2 separate regions of the Mus musculus genome follow, and region 1 is linked to region 2. A link is a loop called in an ENCODE intact Hi-C map of the cell type or tissue named here. Cell type or tissue: gastrocnemius. All regions are shown on one strand.

The links. Peaks named below come from ENCODE experiments on the same cell type or tissue, not always from the same donor. Only the 100,000 strongest peaks of a DNase experiment are listed, where the experiment ranks them.
Region 1: it touches region 2 in a loop (2.1-fold over the local background); 2 of 42 quality-filtered maps call a loop at or near these places.

What each region holds. Positions count from the first base shown.
Region 1 is chr11:75,876,121-75,884,120 of GRCm38, reverse strand. It overlaps Rph3al (rabphilin 3A-like (without C2 domains)), which reads left to right. Exons shown (of 8, transcript NM_029548.4): 4 at 5,086-5,172. Among named protein-coding and RNA genes, the nearest start is that of Rph3al, 31 kb to the left of the region's middle. In gastrocnemius, no CTCF peak of the experiment used is centred here; DNase peaks (open chromatin) are centred at 3,922, 7,570 and 7,909.
Region 2 is chr11:75,812,514-75,820,513 of GRCm38, reverse strand. The region is part of intron 1 of Gm12339 (predicted gene 12339); the gene reads right to left. Among named protein-coding and RNA genes, the nearest start is that of Doc2b, 20 kb to the right of the region's middle. In gastrocnemius, a CTCF peak has its summit at 7,369; no DNase peak of the experiment used is centred here; H3K27ac peaks cover 994 bases.

The DNA of each region.
Region 1 (8,000 bases), 64 kb before region 2:
CTAGTGGAAATCCAATGTGGCTGAACTGTAGAAGTGGAGAAAGCAAGGCTGTGGAGCAGGAGACAGGGAAGAACCAGAGGCCAGTGGGGGTGAGGGAGTCCATCCTGAGCACCCTTCACTGTGCAAAACGGGGTGGTCTTCATCCAGATGCAACAGGAGGCTTCTGAAGTCTCTTAAGCTGGCAGACGTAAGAGCAATGGCATGAGTTCAGGAGACTGTGTGTCATGAACCAATTGGGGGGTCTCGCTGTATAAGGGACACAGGCTGTGGGGCCCATGGTATAGGCTAAGGCATGGTGGTGACTGAGGCTTGAAGTTCCTATGGAGGAATTATTGAGTTGGGGGTGGGGAGGGTAAGGAGGTAGGATCAGGGTGCCTGCTCGGTTGGGGCAGTACTAAAGGAACTTGTGCTATTTGCTGAGGAAGATGTGCTGGCAAAGGGCTCCATCATACATTGTGGGAATAACCTTCCTTGTTCCCCACAACAGGGCACAGGTTATCTGTTGCCACTGATGTAGAGGGAGGAAAAGTAGAGCTAAGAGGAAGTGCAAGTCCAAGGCTGCCTCCGAAGGGCACAGTCTGCATCTGGCCTGTGCTCTACTGTCTGGCCCCTTCCCTGGGTTCTCGGGGCTGGACCACATATCTGCAAAGGGATGAACGGATGGGTTAAGAATAGCGACACAAGGCACACAGTCTGGAGGCTTCCTGTGACTTCGTTAGTGCTCAGATGTATTTTCAGGCTGCCAGGTACACGAGCAGCGGGGACCCCAGGAGCCAGTGTCCCATTGCAGAAGGCGATCCTACTCATGGAAAGCCAATGGCTTCCCCCAGGCCTAAGGCCTTCTTGCCAGGTGGAGAGGCCGGCTTGCTCTTTCATGCACAACCTTTCCTTCGTTCTTCCTTTTAAATACTGGCTGCTTAATTTTCTGTATTGGAATCCGAAAACAAAGACCAAACTCATAAAGGAAGATGGAAATGTCTCATTATTTCCCTCTTGATCTGAGATTTAATAGAGCAGCAATTCTGTACTATTTGAAGTGGAGCATCTTATCTTTCCGTAGCCCCAGGCTCTAGAGAATACCTGGCTCCCTGACAGCCAGGCGTGCTTTAAGCTTGTGAATATGGCTGGGTGGTGCCTGCGACTCACTGTAGCTTCATCAGTGGTGGCTGTAGCTTGGCAGGGCAATAGGGTTGTGCACACATGGGTGGGTGTGTCCCATCCTGCCACCTTTCTGATGCCTTACAGAAAACTCTAAAAGGCAAAGAGTCAGGGAGACAAACACCAAGATGGTGCTCACTGTCACCCTTTCTACCGGAAGGAGGATGGGAGTGGCTTTCTCTCCACCTGCCTACCCACAGTTCTGGTTTGAACCTAGGGAGCAAGCCGCACTGAGTTCTCTGCTGTGGAGAAGCAGGGATCCCATACCCCAGCACGGATGGGCCATCTGCCCCTCTTTCCTCCCACTACTCCGGGCTGGGGCACACCTACCGTCTTCAGCCTCACCATGGAGGGGGACTGCATGCCACATCTGTCCAAGTGGAGGACAGAAGAGTTATTGTGAGCTTTTTCCTTATTTCCCCCACCCCACCCCTGGCCCCACAGCATGGATGCACCAACCATCAGATGATTTAATAGGACATGCAAACCCCACCCTTTCAAACCCCAATTTAGGGGCCAGTGAGATGGCTCAGTCAGTAAAGGTGCTTGCTGCCAAGCCTGGTGACTTTGAGTTCAGTCCCTGGAACCCACATCGTGGAAGGTAAAGTTCTCCTCTGACCTCCACACACAGTACAGAAGTGTTAAAATGGCTTTTTTTTGTTTGTTTTTTTTTTGTTTTGTTTTAATCTCACTTAACGTCCCACCCCACCCCTGACACACACACTGATTGGTGTAGCTATCACCTTTGGCATGGTGACTCCTGGGGAAGCCATAACTCATCATCAGGTTCACAGTGCTACCTGGCCCTGTTTGTCCATGTGTGGCATCCAATGACCTGTGCTCTGTTCTAAGGGCATTGCATACTCGGTGGGCACAAGGATGGGCAAATTTTGCTGAGCAAATATTCTATCATTGAGCCTTTTCTCTGGTCCCTAATCCCCCTTTAAATTATCATCCATGACTGCTAGATACTACACCAAATGATGCAGAGCTTGAGGAGACTCTCATAGGCTTTTAGAGCAGGATGCAACAGGTGCCGCTAATAAAACAGTGCTGGGCGTCGGCTGAGTGCCTTTTATATACTGCTTGCTTTTCATGTGAATCTCAAGTTAATCTTCAAAAGGATGGATGGTGAACTCATCTTAGACATAAGAACATCTGAGGTTTGGACCAGATCGGGTAGCCCCATCCAAGGGCTTACCCCAATTTGCCCCAATCAAAGCCTATGTCCGAGCATCACTGACAGCAGGAAACAGGGTCAGGGTTATATGGACATCAAGTTGGTGGCTGAGTGCTGGGTGGTATAGGATGGCACATAGATGACTCCCAGAAATTCCAAGGGTCCTCACCATGCAACAGCAGAGAGAGACCCATGGTGGGAAGCCACTATGGACCAAATATTTGTGTCCCCTAAACCTATATTCTGATGCCCACACCCAATAGGATACTTGGAGGTATGGTCTTTGGAAAGTGACTTGAGTTAGAAGCAGTCACAGGGTTGGGCCCATACAATGGGACCGGAAACGTCATAAGAAGAGGAAGTGGCCAGAGCTCTGTCATCTGTCACATGGGAATATTCTAGAAGGCTGCCATCCGTTGGCCTTTCAGGCCTCCAGCACTATGGAAAACAGCTTCTGTAGCTTCAATCAAGAACTATGGTCTTTTCATCATATCAAACTGATCCAACCTAGATAGGGCCTGATGCTGCACTGTCCCCTCCCCCTAGGGACAGTGACCATTGGGCTGCTGGGTGGTTTGCAGGGTGCTAGTGGAGGCTGCTAGGCTGAGAGAGAACTCAGGACAGAACCAGACTGGCCAAGAATCAGTGTTGGAGCATGTATAAGTTTGTCCCAGCTATACCCCCATCCTCAGGGGACCCTGCTCTTAGAATCAGTCTGTGCTATGTCACTGGCCAATTACTTAGAGCCTTCAGCCATGTCCTAGGTCCCTGCCGGAACAGAACCAGCCCTCTGTTGCTGTGGGTAGCATGGGGCACCTGGGGAAAGGGCTCGATTGTTCTTCTGAACTCTGGAAGGTGACCCCATTTGGTGGCTCTCAAGCTGAGCAGTCTGCAGGATCTCGGAGTCTCAATCACTCCATGTCTTCACAGAGATCACGTGACACACATCACCCACCTCCTCCACACACTGTTGCTGGGGTCACTGTACCTGGCACACATGATTGCTCCATAAATGGTGGCCACTGGTATTTTTATCACACTTGATTTTCAAGAGCATGGTCTCATTCAACAGCCTTGGGAGGGCAGAGTGCTCTGTGTTACAGGGCAAAGTGTAAAAAAAGGCAGTAGAAACCTCTGGCCTCTCTGAGGCCTACACCAGAGGTGGTGGCCTATAGTCTAGGAGATGAGCTGCTAATTCCTGGGAAGGCTTACTATGCCCTACCTGTAAATGGTCCAAAGGCAGGGCTAACAGTTTGGTAGCTGCCTCTTCCTTCAAAAGGCCCAGAGAGCTGAGAGCACACCCAGGGAGCACTCCCAGGGAGCATCTCCAAGGAGCATCTCCGAGGAGCAATGGGCAGCTCTGAGAGGACACTCCCTTACGTGCTTGGCCACAAACACCAAGAACCTAGCTAGGACTTTCCTGAGAGCCAGTAAGGAACCCCCTGTGCTGCCTGGAACCTGAGAAGGGACCTTGCTGCCAGCTCCGAGAAACAGGGCCTTAGAGCAGATTCCACTTTGTTTAGAAAAACCAGAGAAGTGACTTTGGATGGTGGCCAACCCCTGCCCACACACATGCATCATTGCTTCCCTTCTGAGTGTGCCGGCTCCCGCCATTCCTGCAGAGCACAGGCTTGGCCGCCCAACCAGGCTGGTAATACACGCCTGGGAAAGCCAAGTTGGTGACATTTCTCTCTCCACGGAGAGATGTGTCTCTTGCTCAGTTGGCAGTCTGCAGCAAAGGCCAAACAACAGATCCACCCTTCCCTCGGTCCCTGTAGGGACAGGAGCCTCTGTAAATCCCTCAGGAAAAGCCACCATTTTTCAATCACATGCCCCTGGTAGGCTGAGAACCAGTCTCAGCCTCAACAAATCCACCTCTGCCTCCCAGGGTTTATCCTGGCCTTTCTTGCCATTGCTTGTTGCTGGGCCTCTAGGGAAAGCAAAGTATCAGTTTAGATGTTAAGAACTTAAACAATTGAGGAGGAGGAGAAACACTGGAGTCCTTGATCTGGCTATTTATGTCTGGAAGGTAAAGGTGGGGGGGGGGGTGTGCAACAGAATCATTGCTTAACCAGTTCTCCCTTGCCTCAGACCCTGGGTAAGGTCTCAGGTCTCTCCACACCATTCGCTCCTGACCTGTGCAGGGGCCTTACCACCTTACTGATAAGGTCCTGGAATCCTTGCTTGAGAAATGTGGTACCAAGCACGAGCTTAGGCGGCTGTTCATGTGTCTCTCCATGGCCCCTAACCTGTCAGGCACGCGTGGGAGTGTTTCTGGCCTGCTCCTAAGCAAGTGTGTACTTTCTTTGGGAGAGGATCGCATTTCCCACCCACATCTGCAGGTAGCCGCAGTCCTCTGCTGGAAGGCAGCGTCTTTGATGTTGGCTTGGATTCTCCCCAGGTATTAGGCATTTGGGTGATTTCCAGTTCTTTGCTGCTGAACATGCTGGTGCTGTGGAGCTGACTAGCTGATATTTTTCCCCCGTTAGCTGATTTTGATGTGGTCCTTACAGGACAGAATTATGGGATGTGCAATCTGTAACATGGAGATCCATGCAACTAGATTGCAAAGCCATCCAAAGATTCCTAGATTAGCTGTGTTCTGGGAGCCCTGTCCTTAACTCAAAGCAGAACCTGTCCTCTTAGAAGGTGCCAGAGTAGCTCTTGTGGCTCACTGCCTTGCCTCCGCAGCCTAGGAGAAAGCAACCGAAATACTGACACTCACGTGTCTGTCCTCTCTCTCGTAGAAAGTCTGCACCAAGTGTGGGATCGAGGCTTCCCCCGGCCAGAAGCGGCCCCTGTGGCTGTGTAAGATCTGCAGTGAGCAGAGAGAGGTAGGGATCCTGAAGTGGCTTGGGCTTGGGTGGGGCAGGGTGGATGGACCAGGGTGGAGCCAGGTCCACTAGCATTGGGTGCTGACAGGAACTTCTCGGAGGGAAGGTCACAAGGAGGACTACGCAGGGAAAAGAAAACCTCCCGGCCTGCTGGTCCCTTGCTGGTATAGAGGTGAGCTTTGCAGAGTAAGCTCTGGTTTTGTGCTTTAGGGGCCTGTGGTTTCCATGGGTAGCCTCCCCGTGAGTAATAGTAACCCCTGAGTCAAGTGTCTTCTGAGCATGTGACACTACGACAAACTGCTCACCTCTGCCCATCCATTTCCCCTTTGACGTTTCACCTGATGGGGAAACACCTAAGGCTAGATAACCTGTGCGTACTGAGCTAAGGGTGAAGGAGGTGGGCTGGCAACCAAGTGAAGCCAGAGCCTGCCATGATGCTGCCACCCAGCGTCCTTCCTAGTGCCAATGTTCTGTGGGTCCAGTTTGGCCCCTTTCTGGGGGAAATAACTCATGCTTGGGGGTTGATAAAGCCCGTGGGGTGCCAGCAGATTTGTAGGCAGACCCTTGAACTGCTTCTCCTCACCCCAAGCCGGCCAAGGCAGGCAGCATCGGGGGAGCCAGGGTAGGCAACAGGGGCAGCAGGACAGAGGGAGCCATTAGCTTACAGAGACGGTCTTGCTTTTAGTTATTCTGCCTGGTATTTCTCATGTGTTTTTCATAGAATGCTTTCTATTCTGGAAAATTTCATCCCATCCCATCCCATCCCATCCTCCTCCTGGGCATCATATGTTTTAAAACTCCCCCAGGCCATCCTCTGTTGCACTCGTAGGTTCTTTGGGAGTTCCTGTCACTGGGTCCCGAGTTCCTCAGGGCAGAGCCAGGCATCCTGGTGTGTAGTGAGCTTGGGAACACACCCCAGTCCTGCTGTGTGTGCAGCTGTCCACTCCCCTCAAACACTCTCTCTCTCACATGTTCCTGCCTTGGGACCGCGTCCTGCTGTGCGCACCCCCCTCTCCCAGGTGAGAAACCCTCTCTCTAGTTTCAGTTTTAGTGATTTGGCTGTCTGGTCTAGACTAGTCTGTGGTCCTCTACCTCCTGTGGGATGCTTTAAGTTCTCATATATAGAAAGACTAATCTCCCAGCTGTCTCCACCTACTACTGGGCGCTGAGCTCCCCCGGCAGCGCATTTGGATGCTCAAAATAGTTAAGTAGCTAGGCACATTGACACACACCTGTGATCCTAACACTCAGGAAGAGGCAAGAGGATAGCAAGGTGGAGGCTAGCCTAGACCACCTAGCAAGCTTGTGTGTGTGTGGTGTGTGTAATGTGGTGTGTGTGTGTGTGTGTGTGTGTGGTTTGGTGTGTGGTGTGGGTATGGGGTGTGTGTGTATGTGTGTATTTTAAGAGTAAGTAGTTTGAACCTCTGATCTACTGAGGTATACATCTTGGTTTTGAGTGCAGTCAAGCTTACATGTTGTTTTTAAAATATTTCCATCTGTCATTGCTGTGTGTCATTTAGATGACAGAGGCAAGGCCTTGAAGTGTCATTTAGACCTGCCTGGAGGGCCCTTGTCCCCACACGGTGATAATGATGGCCCTTCATAGACTGGCTGGGAGGTTGGGGGTGGCAAGCATACGACTGCCTCACACTACATAAGTGTTAGAGGCTGCCCCTTCCTCACAGCCCACTCTTTAGCTGAGGTCTCTCTTGTCACCAAGGGACCCCTTTTAAGGTACAGATAAGTAGCTGGGTGGTGGTGGCACACCCCTTTAATCCCAGCACTGGGAGGCAGAGGCAGGCTGATCTCGGTGAGTTTGAGGCCAGACAGATTTAAAGACAGACCAGGACAGCCAGCAAATGGTGAGACCTTGGAGAAAGAGACAGACAGAGGGACAAAGACAGAAAGAGGGAGCGAGAGCACTCAGATATAAGCAAGGAGGACATTTTTCTACATAGTCTGATGAAGAACTTCTCAGGATGAAATACTGCTCACATGTGAACCGGGATGTTAGAGGTCAAGGGAAAGAAAAAGGAAAGAAAGTGGATGGAAGAAAGGAAGATCCCACCACCTGGATCAGCACATGCCTTAAAAGTCAGGAGCTCCCGGACTTAGGGAGGGCCTCTACCAGCCCATTCTAATCTCTAGAGTGTCCCATTTCCAGAAAAGTCTGAAATAGCTTCAGATGAATTTTCTTATCTTTCCTAAGGCAAAGAATGCGAGGCTGTGCATTATGCTATCAACTTGTCCTTGAATCTTTAGGAGCCGATAAAGCTTAGCAAGATCAAAAAGGTCCCCCTCTGTGGCTCCAGGAAGCGATTGCAAGGCTGCCCGGCCGGCTTGCTGCACTCAGACAGGGTCCTGAACATGAACGTGGTTCACCATCTGTGGGTGCCACGCCCATAAGCTGGAGTCTGCTGTCTGCTTGGGCAGGGAGTGGGGGCAGGGCAACTGGTTTCCTAATGCCCTTTTTCTCTCTTCAAGAAATATCTAATCATAACAAAGAGATAGTGAGGGAGAAGGGACATTTAACGTGCTGTGTTTTAAGCACTGAGCATAGCTGATTTGGAGATTCTGAGGGGAATTTGGAGTTGTGTCTCACGTCGGAGAGCAGATTGTGACAGAAGAACTTGGGTTGCTGATGGACACTCTTGTGCCGCTACCTCCCCCTAACCTCCCCCCCCCCCCCCCCCGGGGCACTCATCTCTATCTCCTCCTGGCTAGCTTCCATCAGCCCTGGCTGTAATTGCAAGTCATTTCTCTCAAGTGGGTCGAATGTGGGCTGAATGTCCTAGAGTGAGCAGAGCAGCTCGGTGTTACTGTCTGTC
Region 2 (8,000 bases):
GCTGACCATCGCAGTACTGCGGATTGAACCCAAGTGTCTTTAGGCAAATCCTTCTACTGCTGAGCCCCACCCACAAACCCCACTCCTGACCCCCAAGCCAGTGCTCCACCATTTCCTTCCCTGTTCCTCCATCAGCCTGAGGTCCTCCACAGCCCATGTCTCCTCAAAGACCAGCAAAGAACTCTTCACATTTGTTAGGGACATGAGGGAGCCTGGGCTGGAGAGGGTGTGTGTGGAAGGGGTATTTACAAGGTCAAAGATGTGTCATCTACCCAAAGTCCAGCTAAGGGAGACCCTGATCCTGCTACCCCATCTCCTGACTAAGAGCTGACATATAGTGACAGCTTCTTGAGGCAAGAAATTCATAACTCACCTCCTGAGAACTTCAAGGAGGGACAAAGGCAAGCCTCCAGTAGCCACGCTGGCTCCAGATAAACAGCCAGACCTCTTCGGAGATGCCTGCGCCCTCCCGAGGAAGCTCTCCTCCACAGAGACAGAACTTCCCTTCCCTGGCTCACACACAGCCTCCATTTTGAGTTCAGGCACCCCAGAAAGCTGGTATCACTTTCTTTACAACAGCTCCAGAATCAGAAAGCTGAGCGGGGCCTTCAGTTTCCCCGCAGGCAGCCCACACACAGGTGTCTGCACTCGGCTGTTCACAGCTCAAGGGCCAAATATCTGAGTGTGGGGTGGCGAAGCGATCAAGCAGGAGTGGCCTTGCCCGTGGACCTTCCCAGGTACTGCACGGGGAGTCTGCCTCTCCCACTCTTCCACCCTGGGAAATCGCCGGTTCCTTCGGGCTCCGTTTGCCCTGGGGTAGGAATGGGATCATCGGCCTCCAGCTTAGTTCCCAAGGGAGAAATCTCCTTCCTGCTGTAAAAGATGGAAGGCCAAGGCTCTGCTATCCCTGTTCTCCACAGAGGTAGGGGCTGACTGGGGTCCCACTGTGTTAGTCATAGTGGAAGAGGTCCCCTCCCTAGAAACACACACACACAGACAGACAGAGAGAGAGAGAGAGGGAGAAAGACCTTTGAGTTCTTCTCTGCTATTCACAGGCATACAATATTGAGTAAAGGGCTTCTTGAATCAGGGAGAAGAGGCCCCAAAAATGTTACTGAAATGCTGGCAGGCAACTGGAGGGCCGCTGAATTTGTTTTCTGACCTAAACAAAGAATTGAAGATCCAGGAAAGACAGAATACCAAGCTGCAGGGAAAGAGAAAGTTAACAGCCTCAGTCACTAGGGATGGGAGTCACTGCAGGCTGAGTCAGCTAAACCCTAGGACATTGACTTAGATACTTTATAGCCACCCTGAGCCCTCCCCTTCCCCTACGGTCCAGTTGGGAAACCTACCCACCCTCACATTGCCTCTAAGTTTCTTCTGGGAACAAAAAGGGGCCACTTTCTCTTGCCTAGTCTAAGCTCCTCTAAATCTCCTTCACTCTCAGATATAAAGCCAAGAATAAGATCAGTATAGTATATCATTCTATATACTTTGAATATAGCCCAAGTTGGCCTGCAGCTTGCAATCCTCCTGCCTCTGCTTCCTCAGAGCTGGGATTTCAGTCTGACTTTCCTGAATTTAATGTCTGGGGCCTTCCATGCACCACTTTGCTTGACTCTGCTTTTCAACTCTGACACAGGGTGCTGTCCCCTTGAGTCTCATCACTAGCCCCCAGCGCCAGCCTCCGGTGGCCCACAGGGGTGAGAACTGGGAACGGGTAGCTACCAGGAGCCTGGGCTACTATGCAGATGGCTGGCATGCTGATGGCCCTGGTGCTGGCTGCACAGGCACACTGCTGCTTATGTGTCCCCCCTAGGGACCTCTATAGTGTTTGGTTTGCTCTGTCTCTTGGCGTAGGAATGGCAGCGTCAGCCTCCACCTTCATTCTCAAGGGAGAAATCTCCTTCCCGCTGTAAAAGATGGGAGCCCAAGCCTCTGCTACCATCTGGAAATGCTTAATGATTTTTGAAGAAGGGACCCTGGGCTCTGCAAATAATAGAGTGGGTCCTGGCAGATGCAGTAAACTTGCAGAGTCTGTAAATAAAGCCCAGCAATAGCCACAGCTTTCCAGAAGAGTCTTTGAACTCTCCGCTGAGGGGCAGCTTCATTTCCTTAGGCAGGCTCCTGAGTCGCATGAAAAGTACATTCACTGCATGTGTTATGCTCTTCTCTTGCTAATCTGAGTTTTGGTGCAGGAGCCCCAGCCAATGAACTAAGGTGGGCAGAAAGAAAAGGGAATGTTGTACCTCTAAGTTCAGGCTCCAAGCAGGCAGGAAGATGAGCCCAGGCTAGATCCTCTACCCCACACTGCCCCAGCATTCACTCAACATCAGGGGACCACATGGAAGCCCCACCTATTGCAGAGATGCCCCAGCTACTAGCTAGAAATAGTGTGGAAAAGGCCTTCACTGGGAGCCACCACATATACAAAGTTGCATACGTACACACATGCATATGCACAGACATGCAGCATACACATATGTGTACATACATATACAAATACATGTTAGAACATATTAATGCAGGAAAATTCAACTGTTTGCAAAATAATATGACCAATGGGTCAAACTGTTCCTCTGAATGCTAGCCAGAGCGCCATGTACAGAGACAGCCCAGACCACACAGGGAGAAAGACCCATCAGGTCCACTGGCAGACACACACACACACATACACACACACACTACTGGATCCTAAACACTGCTGCAGAAAAAGACCTAGAAGCTCCAGTTTCCTCTTCTTCCCTCCTCTGAAGCTGGTACAAGGCTCTGCCAATGGTCAGGGCCCCAGACTGCATAGCAGCCCCAGCCCTGGGCTGTCTTTTGCAGGTAGCAAAGCATACTCTCTTTCTGAGTCTCTGTCTCTGTCTCTGTCTCTGTCTCTGTCTCTGTCTCTGTCTCTGTCTCTGTCTCTGTCTCTCTCTCTCTCTCTCTCTCTCACACACACACACACACACACACACACACAGTACCTTAAGGAGAGGGGAGGAGAATGGCAGAGAGTGGTAGGTGGGAGTTCCAGGAGCCTTGGGGCCACACCCACACGGAGCCGCCAGCCTACAGGAAGCAGGTGAAACTCTGACCCCTTTGATGCAGACCCCAGGATGTCGGCAGCTTCTTTGCTGCCAATTACCTGGGAAATAATTCAGCGTGCTCACCCCCTGCATCTCAGCAGACACTCTCTGGGGACATTTTAAGCCTGACTGTACCTGCTGAGCAGCTGACAAATGAGAACTCCCTCTCTCCCCTTCTCCTCTCCAGCTACTCAATCCTTCCTCTGTTTGCTTTTTAAGGCTAGGGGTGGGAAGGGCTGAAAGTGGAAGGAGTTGGTTTGTCCCTTAAATCTCCTGCCTGGGCTGTACTTCTATAATGTGCTGGAACAGACCTGTGCTCCTTAGGGGCCATATCTTTCACTTCCTCCTTAAAGGCAAAGCCAGGTCTTAAGCCCCTGGTTAGCAATCAAGAAGTAGGGATGGACTGGGCGGTGGTCCAGCACCTGGACTGGTGCACACCTTTAATCCCAGCACTTGGGAGGCAGAAGCAGGTGGATTTCTGAGTTCGAGGCCAGCCTGGTCTACAGAGTGAGTTCCAGGACAGCCAGGGACCCTGTCTCGAAAAACGAAGAAGAAGAAGAAGAAGAAGAAGAAGAAGAAGAAGAAGAAGAAGAAGAAGAAGAAGAAGAAGAAGAGGAGGAGGAGGAGGAGGAGGAGGAGGAGGAGGAGGAGGAGGAGGAGGAGGAGGAGGGATGGGGTGAAGGTAGAGAGATGGCTTAAGGGTTAAGAGCACTGATTGTGCTTCCAGAGGACCCAGGTTCAATTCCCAGCACCCACATGGTAACTCACAATCATCTGTAACTCACATTCCAAGGGAGAATGATACTCTGATCTGCTTGCAGACAGGAGCCTAGCATAACTGTCTCCTGAGAGGCTTCATCTAGAATCGCATGGAAACAGATGCAGAGACCCACAGCCAAACATCAGGGGGAGCTCAGGAGGTCTTGTGGAAGGGTTGGGGATAGAATTGAGGGGGGCTGAAGGGGGCAAAGACACCACATGAAGACCTACAGAGTCAACTAACCTGGCCCCATGGAGGCCCACAGAGACAGAACCACCAACCAAAGAGCACGCGGGGACTGGACCCCTCCACATCTGTAGCAGATGTGTAGCTTGGTCTTCATGTGGGTCCCCTAACAATTGGAGCAGGGGCTGTCTGTCTCTGACTCTGTTGCCTACCACTGGATCCCCTTCCCCTAGTTGGATTCCTGGTCCAGCCTCAGTGGGAGAGGATGTGCCTAGTCCTGCTTCAACTTGATGCCTCAGGGTGGGGTGGTACCCAAGGGTGGCTTCCTCAAAGGGGGTAATAAGAGAGGGGTTTGTGAGGGGGTGGCGGGGGGTGCTGTGATCTGGATGCAAAATAAATAAATAAATGGAAAAATTCCAAGGGGGATTCAATACCTTCTTCTGACTTTTATGGGTGTATACACACACACACACATACACACACACAAGCAAAAACACCCATACACATAAAATAAAAATAAGTAAATCTTTTTAAAGAAAAAAATATGGCTGGATGGATGACAAGTGACCAACATTGAGCAGATGGATGAAGAGAACCGTGGTGGATATTTTGTGTAAACCAGTGCACTGACAGACATCTGAGAGAATAGACAGGAGAAATGTCATCCCATTGGAAGGAAGGGTGAATGCACAGACAGATGTGTAGACCAACAGAAAAACGCCCACATGCTGGCCAAGCTGTTTACCACGTCTAGGGGAAAGCCAGATTGTAAGCCCTAACCTGCACTTCCCATAAGCTCTGGATCCCCAGTCCTAGGTTCACTGAATTCAAAAAAATCCAAAAGTAGCCCCAAGAAAGAGCTGGTCTTGAAGAAAGCTCCATGGGCATTAAAGACTTAGTCCCTTGGCCTCAGTGAGCCAAGTCTCCAAAGTCTCCAAAGCAGCCCCGACCGGAGCAGGAGTAACAGCTCTGGCCTGATTGCACTGAAACTGCCCACCAATCCAGCTGGCCTCTCTCTGAGCTGGGACAAAGCTGAGGGGTTCCCCATAGTGCTGTGGAAGGTGTGGGGCCAGCCTCAGGCCTCATCTACCCCTCCCTTCACTCCTCTTGATAATGAGTAGCCCTGGCTGATTTCACAGGTGAGGATTAATCTGTTTACTTCACATATGAGCTAGCCAACCCTAAACATAATTGCAGATCTGAATGCAAATTCATTCAGCAGACACATAGTCAAACCAGTTACTCAAACGTGCTGTAGCTGCTCCTTCCCCACGAGTGCTCTACAGCCAAGTGGCCTGTGACCTTGAGTTTCCTGTTAAATGAAGGAAACCCTAGCCCTGCGTAAGTGGGTCTTTGGAGTATCCCACCCTCAAGCTAGAGGGAGGATGCTATCTGATCCCCTCAGGGGCAAGAATGGAGGAAAATCCCTTCAGCCAAGTCCTGCCTCAATCGCCATAGATCTTTGTGCTGAGTTGGGACCCACTCTGGAGGGAAATCAACCAGACTTTGTGTGGAGTGTATGTGTGTGTGTGTGTGTGTGTGTGTACATATACATGTGTGTGCTCATGTATGCCGATGACCACATATCAGAGCACATGCACATGTGAAGGATCTGCATCCATGAGGATGACACTTGATGTCTCCCTCCATTTGTGTGTGTGTGTATATGTGTGTGTTCATGTATGCCAATGACTACACGCCAGAGCACATGCACATGTGAAGGATTTACATCCATGAGGATGATGCTTGGTGTCTTCCTCCATTGCTCTCCACCTTAGTTTTGAGGAGTCTCTCTCTAAACCTGCAAATCACCAGGCTCGGCTCCCTGGCTAGCTAGCAATCCCCAGGGGTCCTCCTGTCTCTGCCTCTTTAGCACTGGAACTACAAGCATGTGCCACCACACCCAACTTTTACATGTGTTCTAGGGTTCAACCCAAGTCTTCATGCTTTCATGCCTCATTGCCAAATGAGCCTTCTCTCTAACCCTGCCAGCCAGACTTTTTAATAAAGACTTAAGGTTTATTGGCACAAGCATGCACACAGATCTGTGCCCACATGTGAAGGCAGAAGTGGATATCCTCTGTCTCTGTACGCCTAGTCCTTTGAGGCAGAGTCTCTCTGTAAACCTGGGTCTCTCTTTCCTTGAGTAGGCTGGAAACCAGTAAATCCCAGTGATCCTCCAGGCTCCACCCTGCTCAGAGCTGGAGGTACAGAGTGGACTCCAGCACCCCTCCAATAACCTAACTTGCTCTCAGTAGTTCCATTTACCTGGACACCAAGCCTTCAACATCAACTTTTGGGAGGAACACTTAAGAGTCAAACCATAATACGCCATCTCCTGAAGGTTCTAAACTTGTCAGACACTGAGCTCAACCTCCTTAGCCTTGCTCAGTTCACTGGTCCAGTGTCTGCGCTAGAGTCCTCTAGCCTTCTGGAACCTTCTCCCCATTCTTGCCAATGGCTTTGCCTTCCTTGGACACAATCTCACTCACATGCAGCTGTCAATCCCAGCATCTCATTGTCACCCCTGCCTCCACCAATCCATCAGAGGGAGCCCTATGGATCTCCACTGTACACCTACCTCCGGACTAGTAAGAAACCAAAAATAAAGTGCCCCCTGGCCTCTCCCTCAGCCCCTTCTTACTGTGTTCTAAGTCCCCTTTCCCACCACACATCTGCTGGCCACATCTCCCACTTACCTAGGTCCCTTTTAGGGCGGGAAATACTACTGCCAGGCCTGGAGATTGCCAAGCTGAAAATTCAAACAGCTAGGGATGGAATGGGCTCCAACAGTGTCAGCTAATGGAAATAACAGGATGATAAATAAGTCCAAGGGAAGAGTGATTTCCTTATAGCCTGCTTGGCTCAGAAAACACTGACTGTAGTAGAAATTGGAGGAGTCAGAGCCGAAACCTAGGAAAAGGAACACAAGCTTCCAGCCTGCCGCTGGTATTGTGGTCTCCAGACATGAATGACAGAGAGTGTTGGGGGAGCCCAGGCTGAGTGCACAGCTGGCCCCAAGGAGACATGTTCCCCCTCAGAGTCCCAGGCTACCGGCTAAGTGATGAGACTGCAGGTCACGGGCGGAAGCCATGGCCCCAGTCAGGACAGCTCACACATGGCTCTTTTCCCCAGCTCCGAGAATGACTCAACGTCAGACAAGTAACTTAACCTCTCAGAGCTCAGCTTTCCAGAAATAACAATAGTGAGGGCGACGTGAAGTAACCCATGACACACACTCAGGGTGGTGCACAGGAATGGCAGCTGTTGGGCTGCCCAGCCTCGACACCCTCTCCATCTGTGCCTGCTCCCATAAGCAGAGGGCACAGAACAACTGTTGGGGCCCAGTGCACCACAGCTGGAGGTGCCGGGCACTGCAGCGGGAATAGGAATTGAATGCAGGACCCTGAGAACACTTAGGACACCAGGCCTGTCTCAGAAGGACAGCTCAGAGTCATACAAAGCATTCATTCTGGGGGACTCAGCCTGACCCCCTGCCTCTCCCCAGCTGCTATGCACCTAAGCGGTTTCTCTAATCTCTAAGGCTTTCAAATAATTGGAAGTTATTATTTCCCTCACCCATCTGGATTTTGTTTGGTTTTATGATTCCCTTTTTAAAACTATTTATATATATTTGTATTTTGTGTGTGTGTGTGTGTGTGTGTGTGTGAGAGAGAGAGAGAGAGAGAGAGACAGACAGACAGACAGACAGACAGACAGAGACAGAGTGAGAGAAAGAGAGAGAGATACCACTATGACAGACAGAGAACAAGTTGCCGGAGTCTGTTGGCTCCTTCTACCACATGGGATTTGGAGATCAGGTTTGGCAGCAATACTCTTTCTCTGCTGAGCCATCTCACCAGCTCCTCTGGTTGCTTTTTAGGTTGTTTTATTGAAGAACACCTCTTTCTTTTTGTGCTGAGATTGTGCCCAAGGTCTTGTATGCACTCAGCCCTGAGCTGCACCCCAGGCCTTCTTAG